3 separate regions of the Homo sapiens genome follow, and all the other regions are linked to region 1. A link is a loop called in an ENCODE intact Hi-C map of the cell type or tissue named here. Cell type or tissue: chondrocyte. All regions are shown on one strand.

Evidence for each region. Hi-C counts contacts between places; a loop is a spot of excess contacts. Peaks named below come from ENCODE experiments on the same cell type or tissue, not always from the same donor. Only the 100,000 strongest peaks of a DNase experiment are listed, where the experiment ranks them.
Region 2: it touches region 1 in a loop (6-fold over the local background); 16 of 110 quality-filtered maps call a loop at or near these places.
Region 3: it touches region 1 in a loop (7-fold over the local background); 45 of 110 quality-filtered maps call a loop at or near these places.

What each region holds. Positions count from the first base shown.
Region 1 is chrX:153,665,503-153,670,502 of GRCh38, forward strand. It overlaps PNCK (pregnancy up-regulated nonubiquitous CaM kinase), which reads right to left. Exons shown (of 12, transcript NM_001366977.1): 11 at 4,948-5,000; 12 at 4,231-4,628. The coding sequence ends at 4,955. It also overlaps the pseudogene RN7SL687P. Among named protein-coding and RNA genes, the nearest start is that of PNCK, 5.8 kb to the right of the region's middle. RefSeq lists enhancers at 1,776-2,277, 2,278-2,777 and a silencer at 3,987-4,036. In chondrocyte, CTCF peaks have their summits at 2,570 (motif pointing left), 2,769 (motif pointing right), 3,956 (motif pointing left) and 4,159; DNase peaks (open chromatin) are centred at 339, 589, 2,159, 2,549 and 3 weaker places.
Region 2 is chrX:153,029,869-153,034,868 of GRCh38, forward strand. It overlaps the pseudogene LOC112268308. Among named protein-coding and RNA genes, the nearest start is that of PNMA3, 24 kb to the right of the region's middle. In chondrocyte, a CTCF peak has its summit at 2,978 (motif pointing right); DNase peaks (open chromatin) are centred at 213, 1,080, 2,933, 3,211 and 2 weaker places.
Region 3 is chrX:153,536,719-153,541,718 of GRCh38, forward strand. It overlaps ATP2B3 (ATPase plasma membrane Ca2+ transporting 3), which reads left to right. Exons shown (of 22, transcript NM_001001344.3): 4 at 4,641-4,838; 5 at 4,951-5,000. Among named protein-coding and RNA genes, the nearest start is that of ATP2B3, 22 kb to the left of the region's middle. In chondrocyte, CTCF peaks have their summits at 2,925 (motif pointing right) and 3,126; no DNase peak of the experiment used is centred here.

The DNA.
Region 1 (5,000 bases):
TCTATTTCTCAAAAGGGGGCAGATAATAGGGTTGAAAAATATTGAAAAATTATCTTAAAGCAAAAATCAGATCCTGTCACTTGTTCTGTTTAAAACGTCCGTGGCTCCCAGTGCCCTCTTGAGAAAGTTCACTTTCCAGGCTGATCTCTACCCACCTCCTCTCACAACCTCCCTCAACCAGACGGGATTCTTTGTTATTTCTGAAACATTCCATACTTCTTATCTTGCCCACCTGGTGTTGGGGCTAGTGATAGGGATCCGTGGATGAAGCTGGGGTGGGGTGGAGAACATGGTTGCCACATGCCCAGACAGTGCCTGGCAGGAAGAAACATGTGGCTTATAGTGCCAACTCAGCCACCGCCTGGCCAGGGGGCCCGACTTGGTCACTTCGTCTCTTCAACAGACCTGTTGCTCTCCCGGGTTCCCTGGCAGCATCCTCAACTCCCTCACAACCCCCCCACCACCCCCATTGAGTCGATGACCAAGCTCCATCTTTCCAGTAGTCCCACATCTCTTGCCTTGTTCTCCACATGGTTCAGGCTTGTCTCCCAGCCACCAGCCCTGCCCTGCCCCACTTCCAGGCCATCGCTCACACCGAACTCCAAAGGGATCTTTGTAGGGCCCAGCTCCCATGCCCCATTTCCACCACTGTGCAAAGACCTCCCTGGTTCCCACTTAACAGGACATAAAATTGAGGCACAGAGGAGCTTAAAGGCAACACAAGCCAGGTGGCATGGTGGCTCACACCTGTAGTCCTAGCTACTCGGGAGGTTGGGGATGACTTGAGCCCAGGAGTTCTGGGCTGTAGTGTGCTATGTCCATCAGGTGTCCGTACTAAGTTCAGCATCAATATTCTGGGAGCAGAGGACCACTAGGTTGCCTGCGGAGGGGTGAAACAGCCCAGGTCGGAAACGGAGTAGGTCAAAACTCGTGTGCTGATCAGTAGTAGGATCACACTTGTGAAGTGAATAGCCACTGCACTCCAGCCTGGGCAACACAGTGAGACCTCATCTCGTAAAAAAAAAAAAAAAAATGGCAACACAAACCATCTGCAAGACCCCAACTCAAATCCAGCGTGGGTTCCCCCAGCCCAGGGTTCTCTTTCCTTCAGACACACAGAGTTTGCATTCACAAAGAGAAGTGGGGAAAGAATGCCGCCTTGTTTTCTTCAATTCCCCACACAATCATGTCCCAAGCAAGACCTCGCTTGCATGGATGCAAGCAAGAGGATGCAGTGGCAGAGTGTGGGTTCAAATCCTCACTGTGCCACAAGCTGTATGGCTTTGGCTCACTTAGCCTCTGTATGCCTCAGTTTCTCCATATGTGAAGTGGGGATGATGATCATGATAGCAGCTATCTCACAGGTGAGGTTCAAGTTAATACATGGAAAGCTCTTCAATAAAGAGTCGTTACTAGCATGCTTTTTTTTTTTTTTTTTTTTTGTAAAGGTGGGTTCTCGCCATCTTACCCAGGCTAGTCTCGAACTCCTGGGCTCGAGGGATCAGTGTTCTTTTTATTAAAAGGAATAAGCCTTCCAGAAATACCAGATACAATGCTAGATACATATTTGCAAAGAGAAGGGTGAAAAGTAAGTCTACTTTCATGCCCGTCAGGCACCTCGAACTCACCACATCCAGAATCAATCTCATTACTCCTCCCCCAAAGTAATGCCCGTTGAACTCTTCTTGATGAATGTTCTGCTGCCAGAAACATGATCTACCTGGATCCCCCCGCTTCATTCCCCACCTGCAACCCATCACCAAGACCTGTCCACATGACTCCCAAAGAGCTCCTAGGACCACCTCCGTGTCTCCCTGTCCCTAGGGTGGACCCACAGGTTGAGCTTCCCTTGAAACTCCGCTACCCACAGGTTTGCTTCAAGATAGAGCACGTGACCCACCCTGTGTGGCCCAGAACAGCAGAGACAGCTTCCTTTTGTGATGCCCACCAGGGTTCCCCTGACCCTCAATTCTGGTCTGGTTCCAGACACCCCAATTCCTAGCAGCCGGCCCCGGCTCAGCACCTAACCCACACTGGGCAAGGATGCTCTCTGGCTACAAACCCCTTCGATGGCTCCCCACTGCTCCTAGACTACAGCTCCAGCTCCTTCCCCTGCCAGGCTTGGTCTGGCCCGTTCCTCTTGCTGCCAGCCTCAGCACCAGCCCTGAGCCTGAGAAGCCCTCACAGTGTCCAGCACAGCTCCCTTGCCATCACTTCACACACACACACCACCTTTTGCCTTTGGCTAAACCAGTCCTTTCTCTCTCCCAGGCTGCCATCCCACTGCCTAGGTGACCCAAACTGCCTTCCTCATATGCGGTCTCGGAGGGATGAAGGAGGGGTGCCGCCTCTGCTTGACCTGGGGGTTCCCCCTCTCGCCCCTATCACAGATGGGCAGGACCTCTCCCCCAAGGTTGGACTTCCCCAAGGCAGGATTTGCAGGGTGTGGGGTAGGGGCAGTCGCGGAGAGGAATGGATTTGAGAGGCTGCCCAGGGTGCTGAAGGAACTAGGGAGGCTAATGGACGTCTAAAGATGGGGCCGTGGCTCCCCCTGCTGACGGGAGGCCATATTGCACCCTGTGTCAAGGCAGCCCAGAGCTGGCTTAAGCTCCAAGCCGAAGCGATCTGGCCACGTGCCTGGACTGGAAGAGCTGGCTGTTCTGAGCGAGTGCCGGTTTCTTCTGTAAGGCTGGCTCTGGCACTCCTGCTCATTGCTCCCAGACCCACAAAGATCATTTTTATCATCCCCGTAAAACCACCCCTCCAATAGAGGGCGTCCTCCTGGAGGGCAGGCGCCTCTTCTGATAGGCCCAGGTCAGTGCCCAGCACCTGGCCCAGAGTAGAGGCTCAGTCAACATCTGACCAAAACAACAGCAAGTAGGTATCGTGGGAGTCCAGTGTGAACAACAGAGAAGATGGGAAGGGGGGCCCACAGCAGGGGTGCCCACAGGCAACAAGGCCCCACGTAGGGGTGAGGGCAGGTGGGACAGGTCTTGGAGGCGAGGAAGCCGTGGTACTGGCTGACTGAGGTCCCCTGTGGGGCCCAAAGCCTGGAGCGAAGGATGGCCTGGGAGCGGCTGTGGGGATGGAGGAGGAGGCTGCCCACCCACCTCCAGCCTGCTCTCCCTGGTGGAAGCCAGGTCCCCTGGCTCCAACCCTGAACCCCACTCCAGCCTTCACCCACAAGACCCAGGCCAGCCTTGGTTTGAGCCTCACCGCCTCCCTTTGGGGCCCAAAGTTCAACAAGGAGAGTGATCTTCTCTACCATTCTCGCCAGTCAAGCCATGGGTCATCAGGCTTACACTCTGAGGGCTGGCAGGGAGCAAGGGTCTCAGAGTGGAGGGAGGGGTGGCCAGCTTGCCTGGAACTCTCGCTGGGGCCAAGAAGTGGCTCTAGGGGTCTTCCCCTGATGGGCCCAAGAGAAAGGCCTAGAGGGGCCAGCAGAGCTTTGGGACCCAGCAAGGCAGGGCTCTGGAGCCCTGGCCCCTCCAAAATGGAGGTTGGTGGGGCTGGGGCCACTCAGACCAGAGGACAGGCCACGGCTCTCCACTTCAGAAGCCACCGCCAAGCTGCCACTGCTCCCAGAGCCCCAGCTGCCAGCCCAGGTCTACCCCAGCCTGGAGCCTGAGGGTTCCAAAGCCCCCGCACAGCAGAGGGGAAGAGGGCCCTGTGTCGCCCTCTCCTGGACAAGGAGCTCCTCTCACCCCCTGACCCTGGGGTCCCCTACTCTTCTGCTCGACAAGATGGCCTCTGGCCATCAAGAAAGGGAAGGGAGGGAGGGATGGAAGGTGACAGTCCTGGGCTCTGGTCGCCCTCCATGCACCTGTGAGCCCTTCCCAGTCCCAGGCACCTGGCTGAGGCACCCCAGGCCCGGCCCTGCATGGCAGGGGCACTGGAGCACATCCCTGGGGGTCTGGAGCCAGCACTCAGCCTCCTGACTGCGCCCCCTGCTGGCAGCCCAGCAGGCGTGCGCTGCCTCCACTTTGTCCCAGGACCCCAAGGCTGGGCAGTTACACCTCTGGGGTGGCAGAGCTGCCCGGCCACGCTGCCACTTGTTGGTGCTTTGGGGGGAGGGGACAGGAAGTTTTTGGACAGTTGGAAACTTGTCTGGGGAAGCAGAGGTTCAGGTGGCAGTGGGCGAAGCCGTGTGGCAGGCTCTCATTGGTTTCCTTCCCACAAGTGACCAGGTCCCCTCCACACTCGCCGCACCCCCAGGTCACCACTGGCCCATTGCTGTATCTTTCTTTATTGGTTTGGGGAAAACTGGAGGGGGCTGGAAGGCCATGACCATGACACAAGCAGGACCACCCACACTCAGCGAAGCACACAACAGCCGTGCAGGAAAGACAGCCCCTGAGGCCCGCCTGCCAGCACCCCCTCGGCTTTTGGCGGGGCGGGGGGGGCAGGGGCGGGAGAGGCAACAGGGGAGGGGAGCCACTGCCCCCAGGCAGGGCAGAGCCTGGGGACAGACTTGGGGGTGCCCCATTCCAACCCCAGCGCCATGCGCCACACCCTCAAATCTCAAAATCCAGCAGAGGCCAGCCCCAGGGGGAGGGGTTGGGGGAGGGGACCGAAAGCATCCAAGGGAAGGAAATCTGGGGGTCAGTCCACTTGGCCTCGGCATCTGCCTGAGAGGGAGAAGCAGAGGGAAAGGGGGTAGTCAGGAGCCGGCCTGCCAGCCCTGTGCCCCCACCCCCCGCCTCGGTCAAATCCCGGACTTCTTAGAGGCCCTCTCCCCCTGCACCCCCTTGCCCAATGTCAAGCACCCACTGGCCCTCCCTGTCCTTCCACCTCTCCTGGGGCCCTGGCTCCTCCCTCTGCTCTCTGCCTTCAGTCCTCTGGCCTGTGGGGGCCACCCCACTTAGCTCTTGGCCACATGGAGCGCCACCACCCTCTAAGCTCTCCAAGGAGCCAGCTCCTGGGCGTGCAGGGTCCACCCAAACACACCTGGGCATCACCACTTGGGGGGCTGGCCAGCACGGAGGCCTGAGTGGCTGTGG
Region 2 (5,000 bases), 640 kb before region 1:
AGGCGTTTGGAAACCGGGACCCTCGAATGACTTCCAGGCTGAAGTTCCTGACCTGAACGCAGGGGCCCTTTGCCTTCCTGGTATGCCTGGAAGGCCTGCTGCAGATGGCCCTGGAGAAGGGGGCCGTCTGCCCGGCCCTGGCCAACCACCTGTGACTGCGGTAGGTGCAGCCTCAGGCCTGCCCTGGCGAAGCACTCCAGAATACCCTGAGGGGGATGCACTGGAGAGGAGGCCGCCCTACTTCCTGGGGCTGCTTCAGCTCATCCAGGAGATGGAGGCGTGGGCGGCCTCCCCAGTGAGGAGCCAGCATGTTGTGGCCTGGCCAGTGGCCACAGTGGAAAGTGAAGATCCAGTTGCCGCCCAGGCAGCTCCTGCCTGTGGAGATGCTGCTCAGGCCTCCTCAGCCCAGGAAGACGCCAGCCAGGCTGACCCTGGCGTGGAAGATGCTGCTGAGACTGCTCCTGCCACCAAAGAGGCCGCCAGGAGCACCCCTGCCATTAGGGAAGGTGAAAATGCCCCTGCAGGCCTCGAAGGAGCCAGAGGGTCTTGTCCAGGCAGGAGGCCAGGAGGCTGAGGAGCCCCCCGACCCAAGGGGGTCTTATGTTCATACTGGAGGAGTTGGAAAATGAGGATGGGGCCAGGAAGGTTGGTCAGCCCAAATCCTCCCCAGGCAAATAGGCTCAGAGGGCCCCAGGGCCTCCTCTCCTCTCAGGCCGCAGCATCCTGGAGGCAGTGGGGAGGCCAGGCCAGGGCTGGTCCCTCATCCCACATCAGGATCGGGGCCCCCCACCTCCCTCCAAAGGGCCCTGGCCACCACCATCAGCCCTTCCCGGTGACCCAGATGACCACGTTGATACCAAATGGGGTTGGGGGAGGCACCCCTGCTTTGCACCCAGTGCTGCACCCAGCCCCAGCCCCAAACCCTGCCGTCTCTGGGGGGCTGGCCAGGAGGGAGCCCTGAGTGGCCAGCTGCGACCTGGGTGGGGGCACCTGAAGATGTCTGTCCCCCACCCCTTGTCCTGGGTTGGGAGAGACAGGGGAAAGAGGTCCTCTCAAGGGTGCCAGCTGCCTGGGTCTCCCAAGAGGGTTGCCCCATTTGCCGTCCCCGGGGCAGGCTGCCCCCTGTTCTGGGAAGCCCACCCTCACCTGTTTAGGCCCCGTAGTGACCCACGCGCCCAGCAGACGCCCACCCACTGCTAGCTGTCGTTCCTGTGCAAAGTTGTGTGTTGTGCACCCACCCGGGCGGCCGCCACTAGGCCCGGGGCATGTGCTGTGAGCTTCCTGTGAGCCCAGGTTCTGCTCACTGCTGTCTGTCCTGCATCTTAAACACCACCTCTGCTTTCCTGGTGTAGATCTAGGCCAGTGGCTGCTTGTTCTCGTGGAGCTGTGTGTGTTCTTCTCTGAGCTGCTCCTCCCCGGAGGCCCCCAGCACAGACCCAGGAGATGGCGGGAAGGAGGAACCAGGGCGCGGCCAATGCTCACCCTGTGACCACGATGGTAACCATGACTGTGGGAGGAAGAGCCGGACCCGGGACGGAGTGGGGCTGCCCTGCCTGAGGCTCCCAGGAGAGCTTTATGCTTTGGCATTCCACCCCTGTTGTTACTTGTGACTGTTTCCTCGACCTGGTGGGCTGTTCCCTGCTGTGTTTACTGGTGTCCTGTGACTGTCTGTGATGACTATAGGGCAGGGCCCTGCCCCAGCAGATGGGCTTGGGAGGGGGCTCCCTGAAGCCGGTGGACACTGCCAGAGTCCACGTCCTGGCAAGAGGCGGGCCCTGGGGCCCTCGGGAAGGAGGGAGGTAGCAGTGGGGTCGGCAGCAGGACGGGGGTAGACGAGGCGCCTTGCCAGGAACCCCAGGAGGAGGGATCCTAGGACCTGTGTCCTGTAGTGGCTGTTTGCAGTTTCTCTCTGTGTTGTGGTTCCCTTCTTTTCAGTGATTTCGGTACACGTTTCTCTTCAATAAATTTCATTCCATTTTCCAGCCGGTCTCGCCTCTGCTGTGGGAAACTAGTGGGAAAGGTCTCTTTGGGATAAAATGGAAGTTGGGGGACAACAGTGGCCTGGAATTCTGACCCTATTGTGCTCACTGGGATACGGTCAGGGCATAGTAGGCCAGCGATTGTAGAGAATGACCTAACTGCGATGGTGGTTCCAACCCAGAGTCAGTGGCTTATGAGGATGAGGAAAGAAACCAAGCTGAACATGCTGGATGGTGCCAGTTGACGGAACACTGCCGTGCGAGGGCAATGTGTGGCTTGCTCCCCAGGGCATGCATGGAGGCTCCCAGAACGAAGTGCATAAGACGTGGAAGGGCAGGCAGGGGACAGCAGGCTGGGGCGGAGGCCTGGGTTGAAGCTCTAGCATAGACATCTTTTTAACTGTTCCTCAGTTCCTCATGTTTATCCTGTGTGTGGAGCTTTCACCATCTCTTTGGAAAGACAGAAGAGATGGATAAGGAAAAGGAGTAGAACAGAGCGGCACCCCTTGCCTTCCCCAGAGTCTGGGTAGCGGGCGCAGGACGTGTCGCCTGTCCAAATGCGCAACTTTCACCAGTGTACGCTACGCGTGCGCGCCTGTGCACCTTGACGAGCACGCAGCCGTCATGAGTGCGCCTGGGCACGCCGCCATTTCCTGCAGCCGCGACAGCACGGTCGTATATTTCCGGTTGTCATTTTATTCTTTTTGAGAAATGGTCTCGCTCTGTTGCCCAGGGTGGAGTGTAGTGGCGCTGTCATAGCTCACTGCAACCCCGACCTCCTGGGCTCAAGCGATTCTCCCGCCTCAGCCTCCCGACTAGCTGGGACCACAGGCGTGCAACCACCATACCCGGAACCACAGTCACAGTCGGTCGCAGTGCCCGCTGGGAAAATGCGACCGTCCACAAAGCGAAACGGCCATCGGGGCGAGTTCGGCCTCGGCGGGGATTCTCCTGAGGTCACGCCCGCTCTGGCCGCCAGAGGACGCCCGAGGATCACGAATGGGCCCGAGGAGCTGGCTGCCCCTTCCCACGCTCAAGGTCTGCAGCCGTGGCCAGAGTGGCCTTGGGGTGACCGCGCGTGGACCGTCGCCGGCGGGAGGGAGCGCGGTCCCGCGGGGGCCGAACGGGGCTCCTGTGGCCTGAGCTTGTTTCGCAGGGAGCCCTGGCGGCCATGGCTCTGGGACACCAGACAACGGTCGTCAGGGCTGTCCAGGGTAAGGGGGTGTGGACGTGCAGACAGGGAGGGCAGCTGGACCCTCCAACCATGCTGGGCCCTTGGGCTGACCGGGGCTCGTCTGTGGGGCTCAGTGAGGAGGGACTTTGTTCCCTAGGAGTTTGATGAGGGAGCGCCATGGGGGTGGCGTCATCCTGACATCCTGCAGGGCAGTGGAGCCTTACTTTCCCTAGCCCCAGAGATCATGAAGTCTCTCTTTGTTTAAAGGTAGAAACCAAGGACAAGAGATTGGTGGGAACTGCTCTGGTTACAAAATTGCAGAACCAGACTTCTTAATTCTGGGACCCGTGCTGCTTTCATTACACTCTACCGCTTCCAGTTTGTGATGTGCTCCTTCTGTCAACAGTTAGCAAGCCTGCTGGCTCTGTTGCTCTGGCATGAGTCCAAAGGTGAAGGATGGGGGGCTGATGCATTTTGATACTCAAAATGTCTCCTAAACTGTCCAGTATGGTATACCATCTCCTGCCTCCTTGATGCTTGTGATGGCACCCCAAACAGTATATTTGGAAATCTAACATTCTTACTCCTGCCTGGACAGGCCCTCAGTATCATTCAACGAAAGCTCAATTATTACACAGGGAGTGACAGCACAGTTGTGACTTTCCCATTGTCATTTTTTTTTTTTTTGACACAGTCTTGCTCTGTTGCCCAGTCTGGTCTATGTCCACAGTATCTTCCTGGTCTGCTTATACGAAGTCAAGCAATTTCTGTGCTGGCATGGGTTCCAAGCACCTGAGAAAGCCCAATGTCATCTCTTTTCACAGTGGTTTTGTCTTTTGGCCGTACTTTATATTCCTTCTAGCATATAACCCCTTCCTGACTGAAGGCCAGGCAGAGCACGGGCCACTTTAAAGTTTAACTTTCAAGTAACTAAGATCCTCCCTTTCCCAGAGCAGCAGCAGTGCTTGGAGAAGCACCTGCCTCAGTCTTTATTCTCCCTAGAAACTGACCTTTCCTTTTCCCATTGTAACTTACCTCTGAGCAAGTTGGCAAAAAAGCCTGCATGCTCCCTTCTTTGCTGCATGAAGGAAATTCAAACCATGCAATTTCCTGTCTCCATGTGGGAATTCTCATCTTGGCCCCCCACTTCTAACCTCAGTGAAAACCTAGGCCACTCTCCTTCCTTTGCTTCCAGAAGCCATTTTGGAATTGCTGGAGATGACTGCTCCCCTCTCCTGAAAACCCTCAATTACATAAGTAGTGAAACTTTTCTTGTCCTCTTGGTGTGTATGTGGTGTCATCAGTCTTAACATCCTAGCCAATTTTTGAGTGGGGATCTATCTGCCTCTGAAGGTGACCTTAAAAACAATTTTGCAGGAGGCATAATGGAGGTTAGAGCCACTTTAAAGACCTCTAGGATGTATTAACAGGTATGGTGGTCCCCATCATATCTCCATTTTATCCGCCAGTTCTGTCCCCTGTAGAAATTGGATGAATTCTGGAGAATGAGTGTACACTACCTCATGCTTTATCAAGTAGTAATCCCAGTTGCAGATGCTGTGTACCAGACACAGTATCATTGCTCAAATAGATTTATAAGGCCTTAGGTGCATAGTATGTGGCCATTGGTTTGATGAAGGCATTCCTTTCCATTTCAGCTGGTCAAGGAAAGAGGATAAGAAGCTGCTGTGGTTTGAATGTTTGTCCCCTCCTAAACCTATTGTTGTGGGAAATTGAGGACTGGAGAGACCAATATGGAGAACAGGAGGATTGTTTATTTTAGCTACACACCAGCTTAGTGGATTTGTATTCAAGAAGCTGAGCATTAAATAAAGACAGAGCAGGGT
Region 3 (5,000 bases), 130 kb before region 1:
GGAATGGGCCCCAAACAGAAACCCTTCCGAGGAACAGGGCAGGGCAGGGCAGGGAGGAGGAAGACAGCCCCATCTGTATATTTGGGGATTTCCGGTGTGCTCAACCCTGTGTTCACTTAAGGGGGATCAGAACAGGAGGAAGGGATGCAGGGTGCAAGCCTTCGGAGTTTCGGGTGACCGGGGCCTCTCCTGGGAAGAGAGAGGATGGCCTGGGGATGGCACAAGCCATTTGGGTCTGGCAGGAAGGGGTGACCGAAGCTGGGTCACGGGAGGCCCAGAGTGCTGATCAGAGGTGGCACTGACTGGCCACAGGCTGTCCCAAAGAGGCACAAGCCCAGGGTAGTGTCGGTCTCACTGCTGAGGGAGGCTCTAGAAAGCCCGGTGAGCACTGTCTAGAAAGATCTGGGGCGGAGGCCTGACTATCCCTGTGGGAGGCAATGTTCCACCCGGCCTTGTGAGGCCTGCCCAGCCCTGGTTGCTGCGGTCTGCCATGAAGCGGGGACCCCCAGGAGCCAGGCCCAGCCCCAGATTCCAGGAGCCACAGCATTCTCTGGCGCTGCGTGCCTGGCAGGGCTGCTGGGGCTATCCCAGCCTAGTGCCAGGCCTGTTCCCCAGCCAGTGCGGGCTGATTTGATCTGCTGCCCATCTGGGCAACGCCTGGGCCCACCCATCTCCTCTGCTCCCAGCCGTGAGGCTCCTTGGCACCTCCAGCCTCCCGCTCTGCCCTCACCCTCAACCCAGAGACTGTTCTCTTGTGGCTCCGGCCTCGGCCCCGTCTGTCTGCAGGTGGCACTCAGGCTGCAGGGAGGAGTGAAGATGGAGGAGGGGGGCTGCGGGCCAGGTCAGGAACTCCAGGGTCTGCCTGGGTCTCCCTAGCTTTGTGCCCTGGAGCTGATGCGCCCGTGACACCCGGCCTCGCCGCCGCACACGCCCTCACGGTGCAGCTGCTGCTGGGGCTGATGCCTTGGCTCTGCTCCCGAGCATCTCTTGCCTTCCCTCCTCCTTGCCCAGCCCCCGAGGAGGCTGTGGAGGGCCATTTATCCACAAGAGCTCTGGCCTCTCCCAGATCAAAGGAAGCAGATGGGCCTCAGCTGTCTGCTCTTCCCCTGTCTGCCAGGCCTTGTTAAATATTTAAAATGTCAAGGCCCCTGGGAACCTGCCCGATTCTGCCATGGAGCTCAGGAGCTCTTGCGTGCCTGTGGAGGCAGGGGCACGGAGAAGGGCAGGTGCACAGGTGGGTGGCTTGGCCTCTGACGGGCTTCCAAGCACCTGGGTCCCCAAGGCCACAGTGCAGGGAGCCGGCCAGGCCTGGATCTGCTGCCCACAGAATGAGCAGCAGAGGACCGGCCCCTCCCCTCTTCAACCCTCAAGGTCCTCGGGCTGGAGCTGTCGGGCTTGAGCTGTCTGGGTGCCAGGAGCGGGTGACTCGCTCCCCGCATCCCCTAGCCCGGCCGTGCACCCGGACCCTGGTGCTCAGACCTGCCTGCCCCTCAGTCCTCCTCAGACACAAGGGCCTGAGCCACGGGGGCAGCTGGCTTTGTTGTGCCCCAAGCCCCATGCCAATCCCCTGACAAGGTGGGCAGACGTGGGGCTGCCCAGGAGGCAGGCACTCCCCCGTGGGGCAGGTGCTTTATGGCGCATAGTGCATTGCGGGAAGGGGACTTTATCTTCTGGCGGTACACTCATCAATCCACTGCCCTCCCTGTCTTGGGAGCACTCCAAGAGGATTCCAGAACCCATCCTGGAAACCGCGCTGCTGTTGTCAGGAAACCTGGGTCTCAGGCTGAACTCAGAGGTGGGTTCGCCCGGGAACCTGGCCCCGCCCAGTGCCCCTCTGGGCTCCACAGGCAGTTCTGGAAAGGAGGGGGCGGATTCGCTGGGAGCCGACACGAGATGCTCCTAATCCAATTCTGATGGCATCTGGCCTCTGCTCCGGGCAGGCCGCCCATCTGTGTCCATGCCAACCGGCCAGCCCCTGCCCCCATGCCCTGGACCTGGACTGCCCTCGGGCCTGCTGGGGAAGCATGTGCTCAGAGCCAGAGGGGCCGCAGCTGTGTTCCTCCTCCCCGTCAATGGGTGCTGCAGTGGGGCAGCCGTCGGGACCCCGAGCCCACAGGAAGGCTAAGGAGAAACGAGCAAGGCTACAGCTGCAAGGGCAGGTCAAGGCCAAGGGAGAGGCTGGCGAGGGCGAGGGAGCTCCTGGGGAATGGGCCAGGGGTCCCGGCTGCTCTCAGGGACAAACTGGGCATGTGAGGAGGGGCAGGCAGGAGAGAGACTCGCATGGAGGCTCCAGGCTAAGGGCAGTGGAGACCCCAGGTGTCTGGGGAGCCCTCCCCTGCTCCTCTCCCTCCGCAGAAGCCCCACGGTTAGCACGTGCTTCTTCTTAAGTCACTTGGGGGGTCTTGTACTCCCTAGTACTGTCCCCACCTGGCTTAGCTCCTGTAATTCCAGGAGACAGTCCCAGTCCAGAGCGAGGTGCACACCCCTCAGTTGGGTCCCTGGTCCCCAGCCCCCTCCCCACCACCCAGGAGCTGAGGTCGTGCGTTAACCCCAGGCTCCCGATTGGGGCAGGCTCGGGCCTCAGCAAGAGGCCTTTGGCTCCTGAAGAAACCTGAGCCAGGGGCAGAGAGGCACGGACAGCTGCGGCTCTTCTGGGTGGGGAGGACGCCATGTGGCCGTCGCCTAGCTGGGGTGAATGAGCCACGGTTGTGCGGGCGGCAGCTTCTGTTCCACTGCGGCCAGGGCTACCCCTGCCCCTCCTCAGAAGCCCCAAGGTTAGCATGCGCCTGTTCTCCAGTCATCTGGAGGGTCTTGTGTGCCTTCCCAGACCCACTGTGAGTGCCCCATGGGCTGGGGCTGGGCTCTCTGGTCATCCCGTCCCTGCAGCAGATGGCAGGCGTGAGCCCAGCTGCCCAGGGCTGGGAGCTGCAAGCTGCTGTCTGTCCACCAGGTGTCAGTGTGGGTCTGGTCACGGCCGCGACAGCACTGGGCGCCGGGTGAGCGCCCGGGAGGGCTCCTCGGGATCAGCCGGGGCTGAGAATCCTGGGGCCAAGGGTGGGGCCAGAGGAGGGTGTCATCCCACATGCCTGCCCCGGTAGAAGGTGGCTGAGTGGGTGTCCAGGCCCGGATGCCAGTCACGCACGTAAGCTTCCAGTACCTTCAGGCCAAGGAAGACTGAGAAGTAAGCGTCCTCAAGGATGACAAGTGACAGAATTGGATAGGGACAGGTGGCTCTGATTGTGAAGGCAAAGCCAATTTGGGGGCTTCTGAGTGGCTTTGGGTGTCATTCAAGTCGCCATGTAGACAAGCTGTGAGCCCTGGCTGAGGGATCAAAGTTGGTGCTGGAGTTGCATTAGAACCAAGGCTGCTGGGTCCTGAGGGCCCTGTGCTCACCGGGTCCTGTCGGGCAGCGTAGGTTCTGTCCTGACCTGGGCCACAGGCCAGAGCTCTGACTCATGGTTACAGGGCCCTCTCCACCTCCGGCCTCAGTGGCCTTGTCTGCACCCTGCAGAGAGCAGCTGATGAGCAGCCCAGGGTGGGCAGTGTCTCCCCGACCCCTGCGAGGCCATGCAGCCCAGAAAAGGCTTGAAGACTTCCCAGTCCCCTCCCTCAGCACCGTGACTCCGGTTTGGCTTCTCCCCGCCTGTTCCCCACCAGGAACCCACTCCCATTCCCGTGCCTCTCTCTCTCCTCGCGTGACACCGTTCTTCTTCTTTGGGTCTCTGGACCCAAGAACTTGCATCTCCCATTAGCTCTCATGCTCCCTCCCCACTGCTTCTTCCCCGAGAAACTTCTGGAAAGTAAGCCTCCGCTCCCTGTTGCCAGCAGCCACAGGCACCCTGGAGACTGCTGATTCCTCGGCACTGGCCGTGCTCATGCCCCAATCCCTCGGGCCCTGCCCACCCTCTTTGCAGGCTGTCCCTGCCCCCACAGGTTGGGCTGTGTGACACTGCCAGTCTTTGGGACCGGCTGGCCCCATCTTACAGAGCTGGGGAGGGGGGTGTTGGTGACAAGCCTGCTCAGGGAATTCATAGGCTGGGAGCTAGAGAGGTGTTTCCTGACAGGCACAGAGCCCTGGCCTAGTCTTTGGCATCTGGTGCCATCCCAGCCTCCCCTGATTGGTGGCCCTCCCCATGTCTCCACTAAAGTCCCCTGGACACTCGCTCTCCTCCCCAGGGGACCATTGGCTATACTCTTCTGTCCTGTCTCCTAGCAACCCTTGTTGACCTGGACATACCCTGCTGGGTCCCCTCTGTGCCCCCTTGTTGGGTCCTGTCCCCTGCCTTCCAGTGCCCCCTCAGCGGTAGTGTGGAGGTGGCCAGGAAAGCACAGGGACCTGGGACCCGCTGGAGTCCAGGAGCCTCCTGGCCTGTTTTGTCATCTGTGTGTCAGGAGGAGGATGGCTAGGGACTCCCCATGACAGCAGCCAGAGAGCCGCATGCTCACTCCCACGTGCACACCCCCAGCAGTCTGCAGAAAGGCTCCTGTCTAGAGGGAGAGCCAGGCGCTGGCCAGACGGCCCCAGAGGGCTGCTGCCACCCCAGGAGCAGTCAGTCAGGGCCACATAGGAGGCCTGGGACACACAAGGCCGACCCGTCCCATCCCATCCTCCCCTTCTGTGCTTCCGGGGCACCATGCAGGCCTGGCGGACAACACCAATGACCTGGAGAAGCGCAGGCAGATCTACGGGCAGAACTTCATCCCCCCAAAGCAACCCAAGACCTTCCTGCAGCTGGTGTGGGAGGCCCTGCAGGACGTGACCCTCATCATCCTGGAGGTGGCTGCCATCGTCTCTCTGGGCCTCTCGTTCTATGCGCCGCCAGGAGAGGAGAGTGAAGGTAAGGCCCGGGGGCCTGGGCTGGAAGGAGGAAGAGGAATGGGGCTTGAGATGAGGGACGGTCACAGGATGGTGATGTCTCCTCCACTGCTTCCCTTCTGTCCTCCGCACAGCCTGTGGGAATGTGTCGGGAGGCGCAGAAGATGAGGGCGAGGCCGAAGCT